2 separate regions of the Homo sapiens genome follow, and region 1 is linked to region 2. Evidence: chromatin loops called from intact Hi-C (ENCODE). Cell type or tissue: HepG2. All regions are shown on one strand. Each heading gives the region's core, and the rest is flanking DNA. Links, peaks and the distances in the headings are about the cores only.

What was found. Hi-C counts contacts between places; a loop is a spot of excess contacts. Peaks named below come from ENCODE experiments on the same cell type or tissue, not always from the same donor. Only the 100,000 strongest peaks of a DNase experiment are listed, where the experiment ranks them.
Region 1: it touches region 2 in a loop (4-fold over the local background); 1 of 110 quality-filtered maps calls a loop at or near these places.

The regions. Positions count from the first base shown.
Region 1 is chr17:55,743,712-55,755,413 of GRCh38, forward strand. PCTP (phosphatidylcholine transfer protein) reads left to right here and starts at 7,340. Exons shown (of 6, transcript NM_021213.4): 1 at 7,340-7,533. The coding sequence starts at 7,393. RefSeq lists a silencer at 7,138-7,477. In HepG2, for the core only: a CTCF peak has its summit at 7,472; a DNase peak (open chromatin) is centred at 7,330; H3K4me3 peaks cover 1,717 bases.
Region 2 is chr17:55,389,726-55,401,427 of GRCh38, forward strand. MMD (monocyte to macrophage differentiation associated) reads right to left here. Exons shown (of 7, transcript NM_012329.3): 7 at 2,897-4,809. The coding sequence ends at 4,609. Among named protein-coding and RNA genes, the nearest start is that of MMD, 26 kb to the right of the region's middle. In HepG2, for the core only: no CTCF peak of the experiment used is centred there; a DNase peak (open chromatin) is centred at 4,976.

The DNA of each region.
Region 1 (11,702 bases), core at 6,197-8,696, 360 kb after region 2:
TACAATTATACCTTTATTAGAATTTTTAAATTTAAATTATGTGTAATTCAAAAACACCAAAAGGGGCAGATAGTAATAGAACATTCATGAACCCACCACCCAGCATATACATTAATATCATGCCTTATTTACTTTATACTTTATTTAAAAAATAAAATATTACAGCTACCACTGAAGTTAATCTGAATCCCTCCTATTTACATTTTAAACACTTCAGGGCATATGTATAGTTTATAAACACTATGAAGTTTCTTGCCCTGTACATCCTTCTGTGACTTGCCTTTTTCATTTAACAGTTTTCAAGATTTATTCATGATATGCAAGTATATATATTGTTTATTTAAAAAACTATCAGATGAACATATTTATTTATTTATTTACTCTGTGGTTGGTGGATATTTATGTTGTTTCCAAGTTCTTTCCACTAAAATAATGTGCATCCTTATGCAGTATTATCAGTTCTCTCAGGTATACTCAAAAGTGGAACTGCTGGGTCAGACTGTGTGTATTCTCACATTTAATAGGTCTTGTTGAGTTGTTTTTAAAACTACTATTTGCACTTTAACCAGAATGTTTTATGTTGGAACTTCCATTTCCCTGAAAATTCACCAACACCTAAAGTCAGATTTTAAAGTTTTTGCCAATTTTCTGTAAATGAAATGGTACAACTGATTTTGCATTTTTCCAATTACTATGTAAGTAGAACAGCTTTTCCTTGTATATATGCTGTTTGGGATTTTCCACTGTTCATATTCTCAGTTGCATTATTTGGGCTTTCTTATTGATTTCTGAAATTTTGTTGTATATTTTCAATATTGATCCTTTGTTGGCTATGTGAGTAACAAATGTCTTCTACCAATCTATGTGATGGATTTTAATTTGTTTATAGTGTATGACTGAACAGGAACTCTTGCTTTTTAAAGTAGGCAATAATTAATCTTTTATGGTTTGTTCTGTATTGTGTCTTTAAGAATTTTTTTTTAACTTTTAGGTCATAAAGATTTACTCCTATATTATAATTTAAAAGTTTCCACATTTTGCCTTATGCAGTTGGTTCTTTACATGTCTGCAATTTCCATTATTGTATGATATGATACAGGAATATAATTTTAAAAATAACAATAGCCAGTTGTTCCAACAGCAGTTTTAAAATTGTCCATCCGTGCTTATGTACTGTGTTTCGAAATGTACATGGACTTGATGATGGATAGAAAGCTGTTACATGAGTTTTTTTTAAATCACTTTTTCCCTAGCCCTAGGTCAATATGATATTATTTTCTTTATGATAAATCCTAATATCTTACAGGGAATATTTTTATTTTTTCCCTCCTACTTTAAAAAATTGCTTTCCTATGTTTTCAAATTGCATGACCTTTAACACTTCCTTATGAATTTTAGAATTGGTGTGTCAAGTTCCTTGAACACCCTTTATGGAAATCTATTTAAATACCATTGGATTTATAGTTTGTATAGATAGAAATGGTGTTTAAAATATTAAATATCTTAAGCCATATGTATAGTATCAGTGAGAGGTCAGTGCAGAAAACAAACACTCTCTAGGTATCTAAGCAGAAATGAATTTAATACAAGGAATTAGTTGTGGGCTAGCTCCTGGAATAAGTATGTATTTGTTTTTTTTTTGTTGTTTCCAGATGTATAGGGGGCAGAAACTGGCTATTTTTGTTCATTTGCTCCTTCTTCTTTTTCTTTTTTCTTTTTTTGCATTGTCATTGGAGAACAGTATTGATTCTTCTGTATTTGTTGAAAACATCCTTTGTGGCTTACAAGATTGCCAATTTTAATGAATGTTTTATGAGGATTTGCAAATGTTGGTGTGTTCTACTTATTGAGTATGAGGTTCTATATATGACCTTTAGATCAAGCGTATGAGTTTTATGCTTAAATCTTCCCTATCTACCAGTTTTTCTGTCTGCTTGGTCAATTTCCTAAAAAAGAGCCTTAAAATGTTCCACTGTAATGATGAATTTGCTGATTTCTCCTTATACTGATGATAATTTTTGCCTTACATATTTGAGATTAAGTTGTAAAATGAATACATACAAATTTAAGCATTCCGAGTACCTGAAGAGTTATCCTTTTACCATTAACTCAGAAACTTCTATTAACTTTTTTCTTTTAAAGTCCATTTAGTCTGATATTTTAGGAGTCACACAAGCTTTCTTTTGTTTCAGATTTACTTGTATATATTTTCCATACCTTTAACTTCACATTTCTGTGTAATTATGTTTTAGTTATTGTCTCTTATAAATACATATATCTGGGTTTTTCCTAAATTTTTATTTTGAATAATTTCAAATATGCAGAAAAGTTGAAGAAATAGAAAATAAAATCCTGGCTACCTTTCATCTAAATTTATCAATTATTTATTTTGTCACTTTTGCTTCTCTATCTATATATCAATCACACTTTTTTTAATGGAACCATCTGAACATAAGATGCAAGTATCATGCTGCTTCACCCCTAAATAATTCAGCATTCATTTCTCAAGAATAAGAATATTATTCCACTCAACCACAATAACATTTTTTACACCTACAAAGTTAACAATAGTTTTATAATATTTTCTAAAAGTGGTGCATAAACAAATACCCCCAATTATCCCAGAAATGCCTTTTAATGGCTTTTTCCTAATCCACGACTCAAGATTTATGCATGACACATAATTGTTATTTCCCTTGACTTTTAGAATAGTTTCTTTCATATTGAATTGTTTTAGTAGTTATTCTGAGGAATTTTCCACTTACTGGATTTGTCTGATTGGGGTCTTATGACTAGTTACAAGTTAGATATTTTGGCAAAAATGTTTAGGTGATATTATAAACTTATTGCATCATGTCATGGAGGCTGTGATGTCAGTTGTCCCACTATTTGTGATGCAATTGATAGCTTGGTTAAGGTGGCAACCACTAGATCTTCCCATTATAAAGTTACACTTTCCTGACTGTACGTAGTAAGTAATCAATGGGTGATTCTTTGCAATCAAATGAAAAGTCTAATCTGCATACCCTTTCACCCAGTGGTTGCAGCATCCATTTATGATCCTTGCCTAAATCTATTAATTATTAATAGGGGGTCAAAGAATGCAAGTTTTCAAATGTTGACATTCTTTCTACCTGAATTTTTTGGCATTCTTTTCTAAAGAAGAAATTTTCTCCTCTCTGTCTTCCCTATTTTTCTTCCCTACTTTTTTTTTAATTGAGTAACACTGTGGACACACAGATTTCTTTTTAAATCCAATATTTTATAATCTATTACTATAACTATTCTTTGTGATCTCAAATTTCCCAAAATTTGGAGACTGGGAACTCTTTCAAGCCAACTCCCATATCTTTTAGACATAACTCTAATTGTCTTTGAACGTCTCTCCTTATTCTCAGGCACAACATGTTTTAGGCTTACTTTAGAAGTTCCCTGCCCCAGTTCTAGAATCAGTCTTTTTTCCAAGAATCTTTTAGTAGACAATGATATACAGAAGCCAAGAACTGGCCACAGGTGCGCTCAATGCTAATGGCATGCCAATGCTTCTAGGCTTCCAGATCATTTTAATGGACAGATCAAGGAACACACACACACACACACACACACTGAATTGTACTGCATTGCTGAATATATCACAACTCGTTTTATCCATTCACCCATTAAAGGTCATTTGGGTTGTTTCCAGTTTGGGGCTAATACAAATAAAGCTTCCATGAACATTTGTGTACAAGTCAATGTTTGAACAATGCTTTATTTTTTTCTCTTGGGTGAATACCTAGGAGTATGATGATTGGATTGTATGTTAAGTGTACGTTTAACTTTTTAAAAAAATTGTCAGTTTTCCAAAGCATTTGTACTGTTTTCATTTCTACCAGCAATGTATCAGAGTTCTAGTTCCTCAGCATCCTTGCCAACACTTGCTTTGATTAATCTTTTTAATTTTAGCTATTCTAAAATAGCCATAGTGGCACTTAATTGTGATTTTAATTTACATGACCCTATTGACTAATGTTGTTGAGCATCTTTTCATATTCTTATTTGCCACCAGTATATATTTTTTGGTGAAGTGTCTGTTTAAATTTTTTTTTTTACCTATTTTTATTGGGTAGGTTTTTTTTTATCATTGATTTGTGAGAGTTCATATCCTCAAAGTTTAATATGCACAGTTAAAGTAAACTAAAAAACACTAAAGTTAATATCTTGCATCTGCCTCCTTAACACAACTCTGATCTTGCCCTCCCTTGTTCCAGGTTTCTGTAGGTTAGAACTTTTGTTCCACTTTATTTTTATATGTGCCTTTTTTTTCTGTATTCTCCCCACCCACCCATCCCATCCCCTGGCCTCTTTATTCTCTGATTATTGGGCTTCAGTAAGAAGTGTTTAGCCTTTTCAATGTGTCCTTCGTGTTTCTTAATTACTCTTTCATGTTTTCCATTTCTTTATACCTCTGTTCTGCTTCCTGGGAATTTACTCATCACAGCTACTTTCTTATTCCCTGATCTCTCTTGAACTGTGGTAGGGCAACCATTTTACCTTTCTTTTAAATTTTTAATTTTAATAACTATATTTTGTATTTATGGAGGGTCTACTTGGTTATTTTTCAAAGTCAATGCTCTTCTCTTCCCCATCTGCATTCTGAATCACATTAAAGGTAGATGCTAATCAGACAATGGATCAGCATTTCACCTTTATTACAAATAAAGCTGCTTGGAGAACAGGGCTTGGGTTTGTGGCAACAATAGAATTATAACACTCTGCCTATAATCAAACTTGCCATCCAGGCACAGGCATCATTAGGAAACCTAGATTCTGGTGTCAGAGCCTGTCCTCTTGAGTCTACTATAAAACCTAAGGCAGATGAGAATGCATATTTTCTATGAGTAGACAGTTGCCAAAAAGGAAGAGCCAGAAGGGTTGATCTAGACCTGACCAGTAGTTCCTTCTCCTAAACTCATCAACTACAGTCATGCACATCATAATAACATTTTGGTCAATGTTGGATTGCCTGTATGATGATGGTCCCATATGATTATAGCACCATATTTTTATTTTACCTTTTCTATGTTAATTAGGCTTAGATACACAAATACCATTGTGTCACAATTGCATTCAGTATTCAGTACAGTAACATGCTGTACAGGTTTGTGGCCCAGGAACAATAGGCTCTACAATACAGCCTACATATGTAGTAGAATCTACCATCTAGGTTGGTTTAAGTGCACTCTATGATGTATGCTTTAGGATGCAATTGCCCGATGACACATTTCTCAGAATATATCCCTGTCATTAAGCAATGCATGGCTGCATTTAAATCACCCATCTTCTCCAGAGTAGGAGTTGAGCAAATGAGTGAGGTCAAACATTTCCCTAATGGAAGTTCCTCCACTGGGAAACACTGCATGGGGAGGTGGGGAGAGGACCAATCATCCATTCTAAGAATATTCAGGAGCTGGTGTTGCTGGCTTTCATTCTCTCTTCCCTTTCTGAAACCTGGAAGTATCCTTTTTCACTTTTCAGCTAAACCATGTATTTACAACTATTTTCAACACGTTTTAACCAACATTTCCATGTTTGAAGCCAGGAGCTTTAGTTGCCATTTTGCCAGAAGTTGTTTCAGAGAGTTTTTTTTCACAAAGGAAACAGGCTATTAAGGCAACTTCTCAAGAACAGGCCTTCCTGGATCCCTTTCCTAGCTGTTTTTAGACTTTAGAGATACCATAAAATATTTCCTAACATTATTCTTTCATTAACTGTAATAAAATAACTGAGTGTAAATCTCAGCATATTCAAGGATATATTTATTTTTCTCCTGAGTTTATTAGGCAACACACTTTTAAACACATACAATAAATACAATTTGAAGTGCGTGCTTTATATCTTGCATGATGTCGTTTGTGTTCTTATGCTTGTCTCCATTAGTCTATTGCCATATAGTAATAAAGCTTTATCAAATCAAACCTTTATAATGGATTCCTTGAAGATACTTGAAAATACTTCATAGCCAATAGTTTTTACACAATTGGTTTTTCAAGCAATGAATTTCCATTTAAATAAAATATGGATTTACAATACATAGAAAATTTACAAGGAGTTATAAAACAGTGGGAAAGTATGTCTAGCCTAAACTTTTGTGCATTTAGTCTAGGAAAATTTCACATCCCTCTTTCCACACCTATAAAGCCAAACAGAACCAGGACTGACTTGAGGAAAGCAATTATTTATCTCTGCTGTGTCTAACTAAGCAAGCTGCCAAATGTGATCATTTGCCTGATTGGAAAATCACATAAATTAAGACTTTGCCATCAACTTTCTTTCAAGTAAGGAAAGAAAAGCATTTCAATATAGTAATGCAAAACAAGTGGAAATTGTTATTGAACATTTACTTGGACGGGCACTGTGGAAAATTATTCCTTGTCCAACCACCTCCTCAGCTGTAACTGGTAGCACAATTCTTGACCCATTTTACAGATTAGGAAACATGAGTTTCCAGAGTTTATTGGCACTCACGTGGCTGTTACATCGTTTTGATGTTCAAACGACCTACTTTATTCAAAGTCAGGTAGTACAGTCTGCTGGTGGGAAATACAGTATTACTCAAGGGACTTCAAAGGAACAAGAAGATGTTTGAGTTGCACAGTGAGCTAAATTATGCAAGTTGCAGAAATCCTAGGTGGATAGTACGACACCTTTCAGATCAGTTTCTACCCTCAAGGGTGGCAACAACCTTGTAGATCCATTATGGATTAGGTTTCTAAACTGTTTTGGTGTTATGAACCCCTAGAGTCTTCTGGGGAATCCAATGGACCTCGTCTCAGAATAATGTTTTACAATGTATAGCAGAAAGAAGAGAAATTATATTGAAATACACTTCTGGCATTTGACCCCTTAGGATTTTTCCAGCATTTCTACTCTGCCCACCTCTCCTCTCATGTCTACCAAAGAGACTTTCTCTACTTTATTCAGAAAGGTAAATGAGAGACACTCAAACAGGTCTGTAGGTTATGGGAGTAGCAGGGAGTATGGGATAGGCTACTGAGGAGCTGTTTTTGAGGTGACATCACTGTCTCCCTTCCTTTTTCCCTTCCCTCTGGAAGCCTCCTTACTTCTCCAGCTCTTCCTTCCTTCCCCACATCAAGTCCAATTTTTCTCCTTTTACTTCTTGTCTATCCTCCTCACTCCTTGCTCAGCCCCGCCCGCTTTTCTAGGCCCGCCCCTCCAGGGCCCCACCCTCAGGCCGCTCCTCCAGTCTAGGCCCCGCCTTCTCCTCAGTTTCCTGCCAATGACGCTGGGGCAGCCGGGGCAGCCGGGGCAGCCCGGTCACCCCGCCCCCAGGCCCACACTAAGGGTGTCCGCGGCCTGCCCTCCAGGCGGAGGAGCCCGGACTGCGGAAGGATGGAGCTGGCCGCCGGAAGCTTCTCGGAGGAGCAGTTCTGGGAGGCCTGCGCCGAGCTCCAGCAGCCCGCTCTGGCCGGGGCCGACTGGCAGCTCCTAGTGGAGACCTCGGGCATCAGCATCTACCGGCTGCTGGACAAGGTAGCGGCCAACCCGCTGGAGGACCGCGGGGCCTAGAATGCGCCGGGGTCGACCTCCCCGCAGGGAGTGCGGGGCGGCAGTCGCGGAAGGGACAGGGGCGCGTCTTCTCCGGCTCAGGAAGGAGCTCCGCCCGGACCCTGTCTCAAGCTCTGGAGCTAGCGCAGGGGCGGTGCCTCCAAGTGACTGCCGTGCAGATCCAGGGGAGTTGGAAGGTCACAGGAGTTCAGCCTCAGGTCAGGCCCGACGGGGCATGTAGTTAGAAGTTAATGACAGTTGAAACGTGGGTCAGCTGGTTCCTAGGCCCGTGCACACGTCTGCAAGGGACGTTGATCCTCACTCTCCAATGCGTGTCAGTGGCATATGGGGGCTGGGGTGGGGGAGGGGCGGTATCTTAGGGCTTGGATATAGGAGGAAAAGAAACAGAACTTTTCAAGGACTGGATGTGCAGGGTGGTGTCAGGGGTTGCCGAGAAGGGCCCTACTGTTTTAGTGACTCGTTTCTTTTGGTTGTTGCCCCTTCCTTCCAAGTTGCTCTTAATAAGTTGAGTCCGAATCTTCAGGCAGGAGTAAAGATGTAGGAGGAATGGGATTGGTTGTTGAAGTCTTTGGAATCAGGTAGCCATCCAGGTGGAAGGCATTGCCCCTGAGGCCTGTCATCCAAGGCTTGTCATCAGTTGCTTTGTGTAATAGTCGCAGCATGGCAAGTAGGTTAAAAGTCGCCTGCAGGTAATGTGGGTGAAACTGAAGTTTCCTAATACAGGACCAGGATATTATAGTGTTAGAGTTAGGAGGATACCTCATGCTCACCTGGTTAAACCCCAGGTTTCATAGGTGAAAGCAACAGGCCTCAAGGGTGAAGTCACTCCTGAAATGGCCCAGATAAGTGAATAGCAGAGGTGGGATTGGAGGGTTCATGATCTTGTGAATGTCAAACATGTGGTTGCCTTTTTAGGCACTTGCATTTTTGTTTACATCAAATATAGTGTTTTTATATTTTAAAACAGAAAACAAACGTTTGCAATATTTAGAAGTTGCTCACCTGTTAAACAGGAATGAAAACTCTGCCTGTCTCATTGCAGGAATGAAAACTCTGCCTGTCTCATTGCAGGGTTGTTAGGGGGTTCAAATCCAATCTGTCAGATATGTGTGAAAATTTGATAGCTGTAAATAACTCTACAATGCACAGGACAGTGACCCCATACCTCTCCCGGGGAAGAATTATCCAGTCCCAAATTGTAATATTGCCAAGGTCAAGAAACCCTACTCTAAATAAATGGAGAATATAGGTATTATGAAGAAATTTCCTGTCTAAATACATATATATTTGCTTTGGATGCAGTCCGTCCCTCTCCAGTTAGTGGGACTGTAAAACATGCTATTTGGAATACTTACAAATTAGTAGGGCTGGCCTTTACATAATCCAGAACACAGCAGATACTGCAAGTGGCTAAGCTGCCATATTTACTTTTTTTCTGTATACAGATGTTATATCTTGATGGATTACTCACTCAACAAACTCTGAATGCTTGCTGTGTACTAGGACCATTGGGTTTAACAAGATGATCAAGAAGTTCACAGTCTAGAACAGGCAGAATTAATTTCTTAGGGTAACTTTAAAAGGTACCTTAGTTTGAAAATTGATACATTTTCAGAAAAAGTCTTTCTTTTAATTTTTATTTTTTAGAGATGAGGCCTTGCTATGTTGCCCAGGTTGGTCTTGGAACTCCTGGGCTCAAGCAGTCCTCCTGCCTCAGCCCTCAGCCTCCCAAAGTGCTGGGATTACAGGGATGAGCCACCACACCCAGCCAGGCAAAATTCTTTTATCTTCTCTGCTATTCCATTTTTCTTACCAGCCACATCAAGGCTTTGGCCAAGTTTTGTTGATTCAACTGCTCAGACGTGTCTAGCATCTGGCTTATTTCCTCCCATTTTCTTTCCTTTATCTTTGCTACTTTGGGTACTCAGCACCCCTCACTTAGAATTGCAGTGACCTCTTAACTAGTTTTTGGCCTACCAGCTCTCTGCTCCTGTCTATCCTACACCTTCCAGTGCAGTCAAACATCTGAGAAGCAGTGATCTTATCACTACCTTTTCAGTGGCCTATTGATTGCAGAAATAATAATAATCATCACTGTAATAGCTAACATTTATTGCATGATTTCTTATAATTCAGGTGCTAAGTGTTTTGGAAGTATTGATTTACTCAATCCTTGCATCAACCCTATGATAAGGTACTATGATGATCACCTTTTTACCTATATATAAATGAATGCATAGAAAGGTTAAGTTGGTTTCTCAAGATTCCAGCTAGGATCCAAACCCAGCTGTCTGCCTCCAGTCCTGTGTCTTCAACATGCTCCTGCATTGCCTCTCCAAACAGAAGGCAAATGCTGCCTGGTGGGTACACTGAACTAATTTGGTCTCAACTCACATTTCCATCATTCTCTCCCATTACCATAGACCTGACATCTTCTCCTCTAGCGAGCCCAGACCGCTGTGCCATCTTCCCTGTATACAGACGAGGCAGTTGAGGTCCAGGGAAAGTCAGTGGCATATACAAAGCACACGGCTAAGAAGTGGTGAATAAAACTGGGATTTAGATCCAAGTCCATCTGCCCATGAAGCCCCTACTCTTTCCCCAAGCCACACACACTCTTTTTCTAATAAAGCTTCCAGCATGTGGGATGGACCGTCTTAGGAGGGTGAGTCCTCATTATTGGAAGTACAGTACTGTGTTGGAGAAAAAACTCAAACTGTTTTTTTCATTATCTCAACATCACCAACAACACAGAAGCACAGAAGACTCCTGTGACCAAATGTCTGAGGATTTCTCTCCAAACACCAAGTAAGCAGTCAGTTTTGCGGTGGACGTCAGCTAGGTGTCCTCCTGTTCAGTGTTGACACTACCTACCTGGAAATAGTGTCAGATCCCGTAGGTTGAGGTCCCAGTCCCACAAGATTAACCCCCTCTTCCCTGCCACTTGTAATGCCAGTTGAAAGCCCCAGGTTGTTTTACCTGTGCTTCTGACCAACTGGCTGTAAATAGGGGATCCCATGACCCCCTCCTTGGATTCAATTAATTTACTAGAGAGGCTGACAGAACTCAGGGAAACACTTGCTTTCATTTACTGGTTTATTATAAAGGATACTACAAAGTATACAGATGCATAAGATGAGATATGGGGGAAGGATCTTGGAACTTCCATGCCCTCCTTGGATGCATCACCCTCCAGGAACCTCTATGAGTTCAGCTATCCAGAAACTCTCTGAACCCCCTCCTCTTGGGTCCTTTATGGAAACTTCATTGGCTAGGCATGATTGAAGCATGGACAACAGTGTTGAAATATGACTGGACAGAAAGGGTCTGATCTCATATTAATAGACTGATTGGGGAAACCCAAGAAGGCCTGTCCAGATTCTTCTGGCCTCTCCATGCGACATTCCTTCTTCCAGGGTATGAGGCAGGACCCTCCCTGGAATGAAGTTCTTGCAACTCTTGGCTCAACTCCTGAGGCCTAAAGTGCACCAACGTACAAAAGACTGTAACGAGGGCTATGAGAGTTATGAACCAGGAACAGTGGATAGAAACCTGTGTGCGCGCGTGTGTGTATTGGATGTACAGTACTGGAGTATGTATGTGGGTGTGTGTGTATACTCTATGTCCAATACACACACGCCGCCACACATATGTATACACACATATGTAAATTATATATTTATATACACACATATACATATGTATGTATATGTATACATTTTGTATATATAGCTCATAATATCACAAGTACTGTATTCAGAAAGGAGACCAGAGACAATTTGTTTATATACTTCATTGAGCCTTTATTGAGGATCTGCAATGGGTCAGATTTCCATCTATGGAAATGGATCTGAGATAGAGTTGCTCCCCTGAAGATTCTAGTGGCTTAGTTATGAAGTTATGGGCGTCGGTTGGACTGATGGTCCTTTAAGGACCCGATTGTGCATAGCATGCTTGCCACTGTGTGGTACGAGCTGGTTGTGACGACCCTTCACTTTGCTTCCCACACTCAGCATAGAGGTGGCCAACCTAAGGCCAAAGCTATGTGGCTTCTTGGGGCTCTTGAGCAAGATTTGAAACAAGAATAGAGAAAAAGAAAATTGTGACCATGATTTAAATGATGCTGTAACAAA
Region 2 (11,702 bases), core at 3,763-6,262:
GTACCTGATACATAAGAAGCAGTCAGTTGTTTATTATTATTACCTTTAAAACCCAGTCATAAATATGGACGAAGCTGTATGTTCACTGCAGCATTGTTTATATTAAAAAATCTAAAGCAATCTAAATATCCAAAATTAGGCAAATGATTAAGCAAAATAGGCTGCATATCCAGTTCTGAAAGATGATGAAATCATTGAAAATTCTTGCTATGAAATGATATAATAGTAATAATAGTTTTTTGTTTTTTTTTTTTTTGAGATGGAGTCTTGCTCCATTGCCCAGGCTGGAGTGCAGTGGTGTGATCTTGGCTCACAGCAACCTCCACCTCCCAGGTTCAAGCAATTCTCCTGCTTCAGCCTCCTGAGTAGCTGGGATTACAGGCATGCACCGCCAAGTCCAGCTAATTTTTTTTTGTATTTTTAGTAGAGACGGGGTTTCACCATGTTGGTCAGGCTTGTCTTGAACTCCTGACCTCGTGATCCGCCCGCCTTGGCCTCCCAAAGTGTTGGGATTACAGGCGTGAGCCACTGCGCCCGGCCAATATAATAGTATTTTTAAATGCTTATAATAAGTAGGAAAAAGTATATAAAATTACATATGTGGCATATTTACAGCTGTATAATAAAAATAGGGAAATAAAAAATTGCAAGTATATTAAAATATATTATGATAAATGAATGCTGGATAATTTTTAGCTTTCTCTATTTTCCAAAGGATTTTATATAGCTGTATGATTTTTAAAGTAAAAATATTCAAAATATTTTTAAAAATTTAAGTTGTTGCTTCTGGAGTATAATCTGCACTAAGACCCAATGATTGCACAATTGTTTTATTTTATTACTATATTCAGAAAAGAGGACCAGAGGGAAATACGTTAGGCCAAATACTTTTTTCTCTCAAAATAATTTTGTAAATTGTTATTTCTAGGAAAGCACCAATAAAAATGCTGGACATTTTCTTCTTTAGGACATATTTTCTAATATTTACACTCTATTTTCTCATCAACTTTCCTGTGGTTGCCACGAATGTTCTAGCTGACCCTTGTGGTCAAAAAAGCCTCTAAGGCCTAAGAAGCTAAAAGTCAGTTTCCAGCTAGTAAGAGTGCTTGTGATGGACAGGATAAACCTGCTAAAACCAAAGTCTGTCCTAAAAAATGCTTTATTCTCAGTCTTTCCCTTCCACAGCAACATTCTCCAACCTTCCCCCGACCCTGCCCCTTTCATTCAACAAAACTTCTTCACTCTTGTCATAAGCCAGTGCTATGCTAGAAGCTAGGAACAGAAGTGGATGAGACTCTGTCCCTGCCTGAAGGAGGTCAGTCCCAAGACCAGAGGTAAAGACAGTAAACACAATCACAATGCACCATGACAGGGGCCATGAAGGAATATCTGTGCCATGGGGTCAAAGGAGGGCACTACTACTCATGCCAGGGGGAACTTGGTCAATGGCACAAGGGAGATGGGTGGCACCTGATGAAGGCTTGGAATAAGCAACTATTTGCCAGGTAGGAAAGGGGCTGGAGTAAGGGCATTCCAGGCCAAGGAACAGCAGGTACAAAAACACAGCTGCAAAAGCACCATGAGGGCATGTGTGTTGTGGGGGAGGCTGTGAAAATCACTAGCAGGGCTGATGTCAAGTGGGGTTCAGCTGGGGAGAGGGCCGATCAGGCGGAGTCAGCATGTGAAGAGTCCATGCTAAAGCATCTGGCGTGAATCTTATAGGATAATAGTCAGTGGAAGTTTTGGAGCATCGAGACACATGCTCAGATTTTATTTTGGGAAGATAATGCTGGTACAGTGTGGAGGATGAGCTCATTTGAGGGGTGTAAGCAGTGGCAGGGATACAAATGAGGAGGTGGCTGCTGTAGTCTGATGAGTGCTAAGTAGGTCTTTTTAGGACCCTGCAGTGTGAAGAGAGGTGAGGAACCAGACCAGGGAGTTGTGAGAAAGGCAGGGGTGACAGTTCTGGCTGACCTGTTGCATCTGGGGGGTGCAAGAAATCAAGGATGCATGAATGAACAGATGGCTGTGGCCATGCCATTAACTAAGTTAGGAAATTTCAGAAAATAGGTTTGGTGGTAGGATGAGGAAAGATAATGAAATCAGTTTGGGACGGTTTGAGTCAATATGTCTGGGAGCATTTAGGCAGTTGACTAGAGAGAGGTCTAGTCCTTAGAAAATAGTTTAAGGCTGAAGATACTGACCAAGAAGCTGACAGCACAATAGTGGGGACACTCTAGAAATGGATGAGGTCACACTGGTGACCTAAAGGACAGAACTCTTGGGAATCATAACGCTTCAAGACACTCAATCTTCAAAATTAGATTTGACAGAGAGTTATCTGAGGGATTATTGAGGTTCTAAACCATGTGAATAGTGTTTTCTTTTCTGTGTCCATGCCTGATGAATTTTTAGTTCAAGTTTTTTTATTTGTTTCTGCTGACTCTAGAAATGCAGTGGTATAGTCAATGGGAGGCTTCGGAATCAGATAGAGCTGGTTGCTGTTCCAGCTCCCTGATTTAGGATGAAGCAGTTGAACTTCTCTGGCCCTGGTTTCCCACACTACAGAAGAGGTAGAATGGCATCTAACACTAGGAGAGTTGTTAAGATTTATAATCTGCTACTTGTCTGGTTGGTAACATAAAAGACTGTCACCTCAGTCCTATAGAATATTAAATATGCTAAACCAAAAGGCTTACCTTGGTAAGGATGCATCATCTAAAAAACTTGAAATCATTAGGTCCTGACTAGTGTATTTTAAACTGAAAATGTCTGTTGATTAATGTTTGAGCTGACTCTGGCATTTCAATTATTAAAAAGTAGACTAGAAAGTTCTAAGTGACAGGGTGTATTCATTTTTCTTCACAGTCATCTAATTTAGAGACAGTGGAACAAATCCAAGTAACAACTTTATTGTAGTATACAGCACAATTTTTACATACATATTAGTGGTTTTGACAGTGTTACTTTTGAGTAGACCTTAAATGAATCCACAAAGTTAATATATTAAAAATAAAATATACACAGTAAAACAACAGGCATCCAGATGTTCAGAATCATGCAGATAGGAGTGGTTTGGTTGGTGTTATCACTGGGTACCTTGCCTATTTAACTCGCCAGCAAATACCACTTCTTCTGTTTCTCATTCCCATATAATTCATCAAAATCAGAGAGTTCTAAACATATACAAAATAAACCTCTTTTAAAGCCACATCAGTAAAAAATTTCAATTAATAAGGTTATCATCAAACCAAGAATTCCACTGATCATTTGATCAGCCCATTACTAGGAAACAGGCAATATCAGCACCCGATCTAAAGGCAAGCCTATTTCATTTATTAAAACACCAACAAGAGAGATTAATCAACAAAGCAACTATTAACAACATGTTAATCTTAATATAAGACACTGAGAGAAAAGTAAAAATAATACATAAATATCACTCCACTGAGCCAGGATATAACTCATGGACTACAGATACATGAGTTTCTACCTGTCAAACAATGCTTTAAATATTTTTTCTAGGAAAAAAAAAAAAAAACACAATATATGAGAAGATGCAAAGGAAAGGCAGAAATGTGAATTTATGCATCTAGTTCCACAATTTAAAATAAATATCAAACTGACAATATAAAGCTAAGTGACAATGACTTAACCATTGGGCACCAAACAGGCAATACAACTGCTCACTGTAATACATAATGCTCTTCAGGAGTTTCCAGCAGATGGCCATCACAACAATACTGTCATAATACAGAAAAAACATTTATCCACTGTGGAAAGAGACCCTGAAGAGAATGTGGCAAAGGCATAGAGAAAAAGTTGGATCTTTTGAAAAAGTTAATGATATCAAAATACTTTTCCATCACTGGTAAACCAAGCTAGGTCAAGTATATGTCCCAAAGCAGCACTGAATTCAGAGTAAGAGGTTGGCAGAAAAGTTTGGAAAACTGCAGTTTTTAAAAATTGGCAATTTCTCCATGCTTAATAAAACTATCAGAAGAGGTATAATGTTTGTTCGTTTGTGGAATGTTGACTGCTTGCTGCAAAAATTTACAACATGAATGAGGACCTGCAGAGATGCATATCAATGAAATATTTTTTTAAAAATTTACAAAAAACTAAAGTTTCTATTTAAAAAAGAACCATGTTATGCCAAGATGAAACATGGTAAAAAGTAGTGTAAGTTCTGTCCATGATTCTTTACCTAGTGAATGGGAAAGTAATAGAAACAATTTTCTTCTTAAAAAGGAAGGTTTGTTATTGCACTGACTTTTACAACCTGACATAGTAATTTAGAAAAATCATGTAGTAAAATCTGTAAAATTAAAATATAAAAGTCTGGTTTGTAAACATCAGTTGGCCAAGTCTATTCAGAGTCCTTCATGATAGTGGAATGGAATGAATAATTAATTCACTACCTTATTTATTTGCTGTGAGGCAGAAAATTCCAGAACACAGCCTTTATACTTTCACAGTAATTATATTCAAAAGATATAAAGTCAGTGCAGTTATTTTTTTTCTTTCCCTGTGCAATGTTTAGCTCTCACCCCACTCCCAAGTGCCATAATTGAAATAATACTGGTTTGGAGAATTAGTACAGATTGGTCATAAATGCCGCATAAAGTCCGTAGGACTTCGGTAAAGGTATTTCCAAATGGCGTAGTAATGCACTGCAGCTGCCGTGGCCACAAACAGGTGCCAGATGGCGTGGGCAAATGGAATGATGCCATCACTCTTGAAGAACACAACTCCCAAGCAATAAATTAAGCCCCCACAGGCAAGTTCCTGAAGTCCATCGGTGTTGTTCTGTCAACAGAGAAAAAAAAATAAAAAGGGTTTGATGTTACTCTGCATGGCAAGCTACAGATAACTGTAATTCTCTCTAAGGCTCTTGATTTTCTAGACAATGAAGAAGCTGTGTGAACACAATCCTGATCTGTAAACATGAACCAAACATAAAAAAAGTCTCTTATACATCGACCTGGATTGCCCTTTGGACTGACACTCTTGAGTTGAGCAAGCAATCACATTACAGGTCCCAAATGAAAAAGCAGAACATTCTGCTCATTTACAGCATATTTAAGCAAACTGCAATCATAGCCAGACATGGGAGTTCATTTTAATAAAGTGCAATCCTCTGTTCTCATCTTCCCCTTTAAATGCTTCCTTCCCTACTAAGGCAGGCCCAAGCCACTCTATTTATAATTTACATCTCAGGCAGGGTATTTACTTCCCTTTGTCCTTCTCAAACACTGTTCTACACTGATTGCTGCTTTGAGACTTCCCCTGCTTATGTGAGCTTATAGATTCCTTAAGGCTGACACAGGAAAACCGTAACTAGAAGTGACCTCTGAAATCACAGATCACATAGTACAAGATATTTCCTAGCCTTCTAGATGTCTCCAGGCCTTTTTGTATTCGAGCCTGGCCATTGCTTAGCTTAGCAATAAGTTAATATTCTTGTGTGTCTTAGGGCAGAAGGGAGAATTTTTTAGGCTGTTCTTGGTTTTCAAAGACCAAGGCCCATCTACAAGATTAAAATGGCTTGTATGAATGAGGAGAGAGAATAGAGGCAATGCTTAGAAGCTGATGAAGAAACAAGTTAGTCCCCTGGATTTCTGAGGACTAGGAATAGAAAGGAGACAGGTTCTGCAGAGTGAATGGAAACCTAAGGCAGATCACGGCAGGGCCTTGGAAGGGGATAGGTGTGTGGGTGTCCTAGAGGCCTGGGCACTGGGCAGCAGCCTTGTGTGCCCCGCAAGAGTAAAGGGAAGCTCTAACTCAGGCACCTGATTAGAATGGGCCCCAAGGCCCTCGGCTAAAAGCAAGGCAACAATAGACCATCATGAGCTAAGGACCAGGTGTGAGGATCTAGGGCCAGCTGTGAGCTTCAGTCCTTTTTCAAAGTTCACAGAAGCCCCCATGTTTTGTGTGGGATCAAAAGATGGGGAAGGAGCCAATCCAAATGGACTGACATTGGATTTCTTCCTAACCTTGGTAAGAAAGGACTTCAGCTAGATTTATTTTTATTTAAAAAGTAAAAACAAAGACAAAATACCACACGTTATTAATTCCTCAAGGTTATACAGCAATGAATACACATTATACAAAAGTATTTGTGTGTGTATTAGGAGCCCTCTTCTAGGATAGGGGTAAGGCTCTCATCAGATTCGCAAAGGGGCACAGGGACTCCCAAATAGTAAGAGTCACTCATCTAACACAACCCCCTTATTGCAGAGGTGAGGAGACTAAGGCCAGAGCAGTGAAGTGGCCTGAACAAAATCACATGGCCAGTCACTGTTACAAAATATCCTTTTTTTTCCTTTCTGCCAAAACAAGCAAGACACCAAACCAAGTACGCAGGTTAGTTTTGACATGCATTCTGTTAACTAGTATCCTCAAGATACCACATTTACCTCAACTTTCAAAGACCTAGAACATAGTTAATTCTGTATCAAAACAGAATTTTTTTTTCATTATCATTATCATTATTGTAACTATGTGCCAGGCACTGTTTGAAGCACTTCATATATTTATTCATTTAATCTTCACAACGACCCTAAATTAGGTACTATTATCTCCATTATACAGATGAGAAAACTTTTTTATCCAGTCTGACAATCTCTGCCTTTTAGTTGGAGTGTTCAGTCCATTGTGATGTAATTGTTATTATATATGAGGTACCTAATTACTGATATGGTTGTATTGAAGCCTCCCGTCTTGCTCTCTGTTTTCTATTTGGTTTCATCCATCCTTTGTTTCCGTTTTCCAATTTTCCCACCTGCTTTAGACTAAATTGAATAACTTTGGGATTCCATTTTATCTTTTCTCTTGACTACTTAACTATAACATTTATTTTGCTTTTGTTGTTGTTGGTGGTGGTGGTGGTTATTCTTTTTTTTTTCTGAGATGGAGTCTTGTTCTGTTGCCCAGGCTGGAGTGCAGTGCATGATCTCAGCTCACTGCAAACTCCGCCTCCCAGGTTCAAGTGGATTCTCCTGCCTCAGCCTCCCAAGTAGATGGGATTACAGGCGTGTGCCACCACACCTGGCTAATTTTTGTATTTTTAGTAGAGATGGGGTTTCATCATGTCGGTCAGGCTGGTCTCGAACTCCTGACCTCGTGATCCACCCACCTCGGCCTCCCAAAGTGCTGGGATTACAGGCGTGAGCCACCGCGCCTGGCCAGTGGTGGTTATTCTACGGATTACAGTGTGCATCCTTAGCTCATCACAATGTACCTTTATTATTATACCCCCTATACAAGGTTAAGACCCTTAAAACAATGTGCTTCTATTTCTCCACCCCATCCATTGTTACCATGTACTTTACTTCTACATGTTAGAAACCCCCATGTTATCTTGTGAAGAAATTAAGAAATGAAAAACAGCCATGTATTTACATACAAATTCATCATTTCTAGCAATCCTGGTTTATTTATTTATTTATTTAGAGACAGCATCTTGCTCCGTTGCCCAGGCTGGAGTGCAGTGGCACGATCTTGGCTCACTGTAACCTCTGCCTCCCGTGTTCCAGTGATTCTCCTGCCTCAGCCTCCCAAGTAGCTGGGACTACAGGTGCCCACCACCACGCCCAGCTAATTTTTGTATTTTTAGTAGAGACGGGTTTTGCCATGTCGGCTAGGCTGGTCTCGAACTCCTGACCTCAAGTGATCTGCCTGCCTTGGCCTCCCTGGTTAAATTTTTGACATTAATATTACTAAACTGTGCTAACTTCAACTTGAAGTTGACAGGGTTTTTTTGTTTTTTCCTTTCCGCATTTTATTTATTTATTTATTTTATTTTATTTATTTTTGAGATGGAGTCTCATGTTGTTGCCTAGGCTGGAGTGCAGTGGCCCGACCTCAGCTCACTACAACCTCCTACAACCTCCACCTCTTGGGTTCAGGCGATTTTCCTGCCTCAGCCTCAGCCTCTCGAGTAGCTGGGATTACAGGAGTTCTGCCATCACATTCAGCTAATTTTTGTATTTTTAGTAGAGACAGGGTTTCACCATGTTGGCCAGGCTGGTCTTGAACTCCTGACTTCACATGATCCACCCGCCTCAGCCTCCAACGTGCTGGGATTACATGCGTGAGCCACAGCACCCGGACCCTTTCAGCATTTTAAATGTGCCATTACATTGTATTCCTGCTCCCATGAATTCTGATAAAATGTCAGTGGTCATCTTCTCTCCTTGCTCTTTTTTCTCTCTCTGGCTGATTTTAAGGTCTTGTCTTTGCCTTTGTTTTTTAGTAATTTGACTTTAATGTGTCTTAGTGTAGTTTTCTTTGTGTTTATACTGCTCAGGCCTCCTCGTGCTTTGTGGATCTCTAGGTTGATATTTTTCATCAAATTTGGAAAAGTTGTAACTATTATTTCTTCAAAAAAAAAAAAAAAAAAGAAAAGAAAAACTGTAAAACAGAAAACCCAAAACAAAAAACTGCCCCAATTTCTTTCTTCTTTTGTTCATTTTTAAATCACTCTTTTCTCTCATGCTTCAGTTTGTATAGTTTCTACAGACCTGGCTTCAAGTTCACTGAACTTTGCTTCTGCAATATCCAATCTGTTATTAAATCCCTCCAATAATTTTTTTTTCTTAAGACATCACAGTTTTCGGATCTAGAATCTCCATGTGGATTCTTCTTCATAGTCTCCAGGTATTTTCTGAGATTCCTCATCTGTTTTAAACTCCCTGTGTGTGAATCTCAGTATCTCTCCCGTCTTTTGATCTGTGTCTATTGATCTGTTTTCCCTTAGGTATGTGTCACTTTCCAGTTTCTTGCCCATCTGGTAATATTTATTATATATTTATTATTTATTTTATTACATTATTATTGATTTATTTCTGATAATATTTACTTATGGTACATGCTAAGTTGTTACAGTAAAGATTCTGTTGTATTCCTTTAAAAATTGTTGAGTTTTGTTCTGTTAGGCGGTTTATTTACTGGAGGATCAATTTTATCCTTTCAAGGTTTGTCTGGGCCTTGTTATGGCAGTTCTAGAGTAGCCCTCCCTCTAGGGATAGAGTAGCTCTACTCCTAAGCTGTGGCCTTGGCAGGGTCAGCTGAGTGCCTGGGATGTCCAGCACCATCTCTGAACTCTGCTTGGTTGGAACTTCAATGTCTTTCAGCACTGGGAACTGTCCGGAATTTCCATTTATCTTCCAGCCTTCTAAGAGTTATTTGCAACTGGAGCTTGCAGAGTTTTGGCCCGTACAACATTCAGCTTGATATCTGGACAACGACTCACGGAAACTGCTTCATGGATTTCTGAAGCATCCTCCCTGAGCGGCTTCCTCCTCTTCCATACCCTGCCCCACAAACTGCAGCCATGTCAGTAACCTGAACTGTAATTTCTGTTTCCTCCACCCAGGCTGCTGTTCTCTGGGCTTTACCTCCTTTTGTTGCTGTTTGGAAAGTGTCTCCAGGGAAACTACTGGGGTGAATTCAAAGCTCATTTTCTTGGTTTCTCTTCCTTCAAGGATCACAGTCCTGTACTGTTTGGGTTCAGAGCCAAAAAAACAGTTGCCTTTATTCTTTTTCTAGTTTTACAGTTCTTTATGGCAGAAGGGTAAGTCTGAGACCCATGATTCTGGCCAGAACCAAAGATTCGCATTTTCATTCATTCTGTTACTGTGTTAGTGGCTTTTGAGGTCCTTTGTGATCTGGACTCTTGTCTAGCTCTCCAGCTTTATTACAAGACTTGTGCTACCTGCATACCTGCCCCCACCATGCATATGTACATAACTCAAGCTGGTACATGTATTTTATGTTACAAACAATGAGCTATTTTCATTTCTCCAAAGATGCTGGTGCTTCCCCCTTCTCTGGGCTTCCTTCATGCTGTATTCTCTACCTGTAACACTTGCCTCACCCCTACCATCTCTCAGCTTCTACATGTTTTTCCAAATCAGCTGAAATATCACTTCCTCTGGTACTTCTGTCATGTTCGCATAGCAGCCTGAACTTTCCCCCATCAAATATTTTATCAAATTTCATGATCTCTTTTTCTTTAATAGGAACTGCATTTGCCTGCTTGACTCTAAGTTCTATGAAGGCAGTGTGGGGGATCATCCTGCTTGATTATCACAAACATTAGTCACCTGCTATTGTACCACTTATGGAAATGTCAATTTCAAATTTAGGCTAGTAAAATTACTGGATAAACCTGCTCTTATGATACCCAGAGGGAATTTGCTTGAAATTCTACTCTATTAAGCTGCACAAACCTTGCTTATATTGCTTGGGGTGTCCTGAAATGCCTTCTAACTATATGGCCTTCAAGGCTGATTTTCTCATTTCTGTCCTTTAACTCCTCCTCCTTACCATTCCCTGTTGCTTTTACCATCTATATGTATTTTGGGTGCTAGGTAATTATTAAAGCCATCATAAACCTCGTATCTCAAAGAAATATATTTTGTTATATTCTCATGAAGACATCCCCTGAAAAAACAGAACCAGATTTGAAACTTTTAAACCTTTTATAGGTGTTTTTGTGACCAGGAAAAAAACTATCACAGAATTATGTTCTTACAGCCAGGCGTGATGGCTTACGCATATAATCTCAGCACTTTGGGAGGCCGAGGCAGGTGGATCACCTGAGCTCAGGAGTTCAAGAACAGACTAGCCAACTTGGTGAAACCCCATCTCTACTAAAAATACAAAAAATTAGCCAAGGGTTGCAGCCCGCATCTGTAATCTCAGCTACTTAGGAGGCTGAGGTGGGAGAATCACTTGAACTCAGGAGGCGGAGGTTGCAGTGAGCCAAGATCGCTCTACTGCACTCCAGCTGGGCAACAGAGCAAGACTTTGTCTCAAAAAAAAGAAAAAAAAAAAAAGGTTCTTACAATGTGCCTATGAGATTAGGAGTGAAATCCTAAGTACAGTTCTTCTGAACAATGTAGGCTCAGAAGGGTTCAAACGAAACACCTTGGGACCTCCTTAGTTAATATAGTGCCTAGAGCCTAAGATACTGCAATATATAAGCTAAAGGGCTGGTAACCAGGTGGATGGAACCATGAAGTCGTAATAATATATTTTCATTTCAAAAAGACAGACACACACAGACTTCTCAACAGTAATTCAATTTGAAAGGGAATTCAAATATATACATGCAACTGCCTATTACAGGTAATGTTACACTTTACCCACGAAAATCCCCAAAAGATATTTTCAAGCAAAGTAAAAGAAAAAAAAAAGTGCTTGCCTTAGAAAACAGAACAAACAAACAAAAAAAGTGCTTGACTTACGACTTAAAAGCAAGGGAAAGGAAAAGTAAGAGTAAAGGGATTTGAAAAATACCTCTCTGAACCTATTCTGGTTCTGATTCAGGAAAGTACCATAAAGACAGAAACATACCTGAATTTATAGCTTTCCCAAACTGTACACGGTACCTAGTGCAAGCTTACGAGTTGCTGGCACACTTCATTATTTTTATTATTTTTTTGAGACAGGGTCTCGCTCTGTTCCTCAGGCTGTAGGGCATGAACACAGCTCACCACAGCCTCAACCTCCTGGGCTCAAGCAATCCTCCTGCCTCAGCCTCCCATGTAGCTGGGACCACAGGCACATGCCACCATGCCAAGCTAAACACTTCATTATTTATAAGTTCTTTTTCTTTTGAGCCTCTATTTAATGGACATAACTTTATAAAGAAAAGCTACATATCATATCCATAATCATGTTAAGTTCCAGCA